Linked DNA regions of Homo sapiens: region 1 is linked to region 2. A link is a loop called in an ENCODE intact Hi-C map of the cell type or tissue named here. Cell type or tissue: gastrocnemius medialis. All regions are shown on one strand. Each heading gives the region's core, and the rest is flanking DNA. Links, peaks and the distances in the headings are about the cores only.

Evidence for each region. A loop is a pair of places that touch in the nucleus more often than their neighbours do. Peaks named below come from ENCODE experiments on the same cell type or tissue, not always from the same donor. Only the 100,000 strongest peaks of a DNase experiment are listed, where the experiment ranks them.
Region 1: a loop joins it to region 2, with 2.0 times the contacts of the local background. A loop is called at or near these places in 2 of 110 quality-filtered maps.

Annotation. Positions count from the first base shown.
Region 1 is chr10:124,564,595-124,567,500 of GRCh38, forward strand. The region is part of intron 6 of LHPP (phospholysine phosphohistidine inorganic pyrophosphate phosphatase); the gene reads left to right. Among named protein-coding and RNA genes, the nearest start is that of LHPP, 100 kb to the left of the region's middle. RefSeq lists enhancers at 1,778-2,355, 2,879-2,906. In gastrocnemius medialis, for the core only: a CTCF peak has its summit at 1,383 (motif pointing left); a DNase peak (open chromatin) is centred at 1,477; H3K27ac peaks cover 2,189 bases.
Region 2 is chr10:124,683,964-124,686,869 of GRCh38, forward strand. All of the region lies in intron 3 of FAM53B (family with sequence similarity 53 member B), which reads right to left. Among named protein-coding and RNA genes, the nearest start is that of FAM53B-AS1, 19 kb to the right of the region's middle. RefSeq lists an enhancer at 1,342-2,313. In gastrocnemius medialis, for the core only: a CTCF peak has its summit at 1,440 (motif pointing left); a DNase peak (open chromatin) is centred at 1,478; H3K27ac peaks cover 2,500 bases.

The DNA.
Region 1 (2,906 bases), core at 247-2,746, 120 kb before region 2:
GACGTCCTTCCTACAGATATGAACAGAGCCCCTGCTAGGCATGAGTATTCGGAGCATAAGCTCCTGGTTCCCCAGTGAGAGACGGATGTGTAAGGAGGCAGTCTCAGGGTAGGATGTTGAGTCTGGGCTGGGGACAGTGCACTGTGCCGTGGAATTATGGAGAGTTTTTCCTCCTATCTCTAAGTCCAATGTGTGGCATGGTTATATTACATTTTTAGGATGGAAAAGTTATACCATATATTTAAATGAATTAACAGCATTTGCAATGATCTGGATGAGATTGGAGACTATTATTCTAAGTGAAGTAACTCAGGAATGGAAAACCAAACATCTTATGTTCTCACTGATATGTGGGAGCTAAGCTATGAAGACGCAAAGGCATGAGAATGATACAGTGGACTTTGGGGACTTGGAGGAAGAGTGGGAGGGAACGAGGTGTCCTTGTCCAGCAAGCGCTCTGTGTGAGGCTCCATGCATCTTTATGCATTCTGCTCTGATGTTTGCAAACACGACGCCCGGCAATAAGTGAGGCCCCCCTGAGGTACTCAAGGGGCTTCACTCGCCGAAGCTCCCCTCCCCACAGCAACCTGAGCTTCTGCAAAAGCTGAGAAGCACGCATGAGAAGGGCACCTCCCCTGCTTGGAAATAATTTTTTGGTTGCAGTAGGGGGTTTTGTTTGTTGTTTGTTGCTTGCTGCTCGCTAGCTTGTTCTTGCAGAAGGAAGAGCTGGTCTCCTTTGCCATCCCTTACTGAGGGTCGAGAAATACAGACAGGTGTCTTCAGGCTCTCCGTGCAGGCCATAGTCCCCAAGAATTCACTTGTGAGCCTCTGTGGCAGTTTATGTTGAGGATTAGGTTTAGTTTGGGGAGAGGAGGATCCATGGAGCTGGGGTTCCAGATTTGATGTCTAATTTTAGAAAGGACACTATTTTTAAATCAATAGCTGTGCAGCCTAGCATATCACTCTGACCCTGTGCCCTTAAGGGACGCACTGGGGAGGACATTGTTCAGGACGGAGCCTGACAAGAAAGGAATGCTACCCCACGCCGTGCGCCCCAGGCGGCCACTGTCGTCCAAGAATTTCCAGGTCTTTTCTGGTATCACTTCTTGGCACAGGCGGAAGAAGCCATGTTCCCATCGTCCCAACATGCAGCTGGGGACCTGGAGACCGCTTTGGCCTTTCTCAAGGTCACAGGAAGGCAGGGGGAAGGCTGGCGAGGGCCCTGTGGATCCGCCCTGCTCCAGCCCGGCGTCGGGTTACAGCAGTGGGGACAGGAGGGGGAAGGGGTGTCACTGCAGGAGCTAAGGAGAAATCCAGGGTTGACACCCTCAGAAACTGGAGAAGACCAAGAAAGCAGAGCGGAGAGTGCCCCCTGCAGTCCGCAGAGGGCCTTTGCCGAGGTGGGCCTGGAGCCGTCGCCGTACCCCTGGGTGGCCCGCAAGGCCAGGCTTGGCTGCCTGGCAATGTTTGTTGTGGGCAGTTGCCATGCCACTCCGGCGGCAGCAAGAGCAGGGACAGGTGTGGCAGAGCCCGGTGGTTCCAGCCCAGCCTGGCCTCCCAGCATCACCTTCTCCAGTTACTTGAAGTGGGCCAGGTCCTGGAGACCGGGCGTGTGGTTATGGGCTCTCCAGATTCTTGGCGCCTTCCTGATTGCAGGAGTCTGGTTGGCATCATGGGACCCCTGGGAGACTCACTTTCAGGAGGGGTTGTCCTTTCCCCCCTGGGGGACACACTCTGCTTACTTGTCCCCTGGGAGCGCTGGGCAGGGAGACTGCAGGTGCCAGCCACTCCTGCAGCTTCTGCCCAGCCTCCTCTGGTGTCCTCTGCACTGTCACCAAGCCATGGCCTCAAGCAACTTGTGGGTGCCTGTGATTTAGGCCTTGGGGTGTTGGAGCCTGCTTGGACCCACTGGCAGGAGTCAGTTGTGATGTCTTTTGCCAGCTCTCTTCTGTAGCTTGAAATTGGCCACGGTGGAAGTATTTACACCATGGAAGTTGGCAAATGCACGGACCCAGCACCCCTACCCCATCCCGGAGAGCCAGTTACCAGCACACGTCTGCCTTTTGGGGTCTTTTGTGCAGGACTGATGGATGGAGTCGCAGCAGACACTTGGCCTGGCCACTGTGAGGCTGTGTGGTGGGAGGTCGGGGGCACCTGAGACAGAGGGAGGAGGCTGAGAGTCTGAGGGGGCAGCCAGGGCTGGAGGGCCATTTGGGATTCTGTTGGATTTCCCTGCACTTTGTCCAGGGGCAGAAGCCTCCCTCCCAAGGTCAGGCCCCATTTCTAGCCGTGCTGGTCGCACATCCCTGTGAGCAGGGGTGCAGAAGAGAAATGGTCCCTCAGGAGCCCCACACCCGCTCCCATCCAGCTCTCCTCCAGATGACATCTCCAGGCACTGGGACCCCACAGAGGCAGGCCCTGCTCAGCCTGCAGAGCTCCCGGTGGAGAGGGAGGGCGGGGGTCCAGGTGGCCTGAGGAGAGGGGTGCAGGCCAGCTGAGGGGGCTCCCAGAACTCCACGAGCTCAGAGACGGGCTCTTGCCCTTGCAGCCCCATCCTTGGGATGCCCCAGCCCTTCATCCAGACCTCTGCTGTGATTGTGTCAGGACCTGTCCCTGCAGTGGACTGGAAGCTCCAGGTGGGCAGGCCTTGCCGTGGTCACCTGTGTCCACAGGCCTGGGCAGAGCAAACTGATGAGTGTCTACTAAATCAGAGAGAAGACACAACCAGGGAGCGAGTGCACGCCCGGGCCGACCAGGGCTGCGGGCATCATATCCCGCTCAGCCGCTGCCTGCCCTCCACGCGCCCCTGGCTGCCTCTCTCAGCCTCGGCCCCCTCCACTCATGAGTGGGAATAAATAAGAGAGTAGAAAACGTAAGTGAGGTTCTTGTCTGGCCGCCCGGCTCAT
Region 2 (2,906 bases), core at 177-2,676:
AGGGCCAGGAGCCCAGAGAAAAAGCCGAGGCAGAGCTAATGGTGGTTCTCCTTCCTCTTGGGCATCCTGCCAAGGTCAGCAGAGCTAACGGTGGTACTCCTTCCTCTTGGGCATCCTGCCAAGGTCATGAGATACAAACTGAGGGGCTGGGGACCCTGACAGGGGACACTGGTAGAACTGTCCAGAGGCTGTATTCATAGAGGGCCTCAGAAGCTGAAGATGCAGGAGAGAAACCTTCCAAAAGCCCAGGCAAGCCAGCTGCAACAAAGCAAGACTGTCGCTAAACATCCAATTTCTTCATCATACATCGTTCATCTCATCTCTGAAATTTCCCAGGGCCTGAACACAGCAGGTCTCAATATCTGCTCCTCCAACTGGATTGGATCAATTACGTCCAAAAATCATCCAAAGTACCTCTTCCTGCAAGTTGCTTTAGGTTGTTCAAACATGCTTCACCACCAAGGAAACCATTCCCTTTGGGTATTCACCATTCTATTAAATCAGTTTCAACTTGACACTGGTCAGCAGTTGAAAGTCCAATAAACTAATATACAGTAAAAAAAAATTTTTTTTTGAGACAGGACCTGCCTCTGTGGCCCAGGCTGGAGTACAGTGGCATAATCTCAGCTCACTGCAACCTCCACCTCCCAGATTCAAGCTATTCTGGTGCCTCAGCCTCCTAAGTAGCTGGGATTACAGGCATGTACCACACGCCCAGCTAATTTTTGTATTTTTTGTAGACATGGGGTTTCACCATGTTGGCCAGGCTGGTCTCAAACTCCTGGCCTCAAGTGATCCACCCACCTTGGCCTCCCAAAGTGCTGGGATTACAGGCATGAGCCACCGTGACCAGCTATAAAGTAAAATTAAAGGAAATAGAAACTCTTGTTGACACAGTCACAACTATCCCAGTTATCTGATTTAAAAGAAAACAGAAAGTTATCCTAAGAAAAAAGTGAAGATTTATGTATGATGATGTTCATCAAAATGATGAGTGACAGCAAAATGGTAAACATAGTTAAAACGTCTTACAGTAGGGGCCGGTTAAATAAATTATCAAGGAATAACATGGAGCATGAAGAAGCAGAGTTTCAAAGAATATTAAATGATGTGGGGAAATGCTAACAATATAAAGCTGAGCATGAAGAAACAGGATATAAAACTGTATAGAGGGTGTGATTCCTATTTAGCAAAATATGTCTGTTGTATGTAAAGGTAAGAAAGAAATAAACCGAAATGTTAATAGTGGATTGGCAGACAGCTGGTTGGTTAATTTATTTTTTCTCTTTTGTTCTTCTATAGTCTCCAAATGTCCTATGAGAAAAAATGTATTATCGAATATGTGGGGGATGTGACTGCCAAGCCCACAGGTGCTGTGCCCTTGCTTAACTCAGGAAGTGAGCCAGGGTCGGAGCGGGGGCCCACAGCCCGCCCTCTGCTGGGTTGGCTCCTCTGGGTTTTCAGGAAGTTGCCATACAAAATGCTGGCCACTAACTTCTCTTTTGAGACAAGGCACTGAGGCACCAGATGGGCCAGGAATGTGGCCGGCTGAGGAAGAAACCAATGGGCTTGGCACAGAGCAGCGAGGGTGGCCGGTGCTCACGGAGCCTGAGACATACTACAGACTGCGTCTCCGCCAGGCCTCGGGGAAACCCGTGACATGAAAAGGAGTTGATCCCACTCTCAGAGGATACCATTTTCTGTTCCATTTTTGCACCACTGGCCTGGAATCTTCCCCATCTCTAGGGAAATCACTTCCAAAAGGGGAATCGGGAGCCAGCTAAATAGGAACACACCATCCCTCCCATCTGCCTTCCTTTCCCATGGCCAGCCTGCGATCTTGGTGCTTCTTGAAGGGACCCCTCAGGGCCTCCCTACTCCAGGCCTACCTCCTCACTGCCTCTAGAGAACTTTCTGAAGCCCCCACCTATTGTGGCCCATTCGCTTCAGCTGTCAGCCACTGTTTCCGGGAAAGAAGACAAGCATTTCAGACTGGCACCCGGGCCCATCTCCACATCATTCCCCACAACAAACCCTACACTCCAGGTATCAAACCTCCTACGACAGTGGAGGTCAGAAAAGAATCATATAGAGTCAAAACCATCCTTGAAGAATTCCTGAACCAGCCCACAAAGTACAACTCCTCCCCCCAGCTTTGTGTAGACAACCCAAAAGGGTAATTCTTATGCACCAGCGATTCTTTATAAAACTAAAGTTTAATAACTAGACTGCAGGAACAAGCACAGATAAGATCTATATGCAGAAAGGCTGGAAGTCCAGCTTGCTGGGCCTTGAGGTAACTACCAAAACCCAGGGGCATCAGAGCTGGGTGATGAATTCCTACAGGACCTACTCCTTCTGTGTTACAGAGTAAGCCTCTAAGGCCTATAAGATTTCTTTGTCGTAGGGAAGATTCGAAGAGTCAGTTTTTAACTGTGAAGAGAAGTTGCAGCTTCCCCCAAACATCAGCTCTTTCACTCCTTTGCAAAGAACATTCCACACCTTTGCAAAGGCCTGGACCGTTCTTTTCCTGCCTTTATCTTCCTTTCACCAAGAGTCTCCTCATTTAAAAAGCCAACTCAAAGCTCCTCTGAAGATACACCTTTCTCCTAGCTCTGTGATCGTACAGCACGTATGTACCTGAACTTTAATTACTGATCTGCGTACACATCTACTTCTCCTCCTAAGCCACAGACTCTCAAGCATAGCCCCAGTGTGGCTCCCCAGTGCCTAGCACAGAGCAGGGCACACAGCAGACCTTAGTTGGTGGTGCATGAATGAGGTAGTGGATTGCAAACTGCAGATAAAAGCTACAAGAGGATGCGGTGTTCTCTGGGACTCACCTGTCTTTTGTCCTTGGCAAAGGTGAGTCTTCCTTGGCCAGGTAAGTCCAACCAGGACTGTGC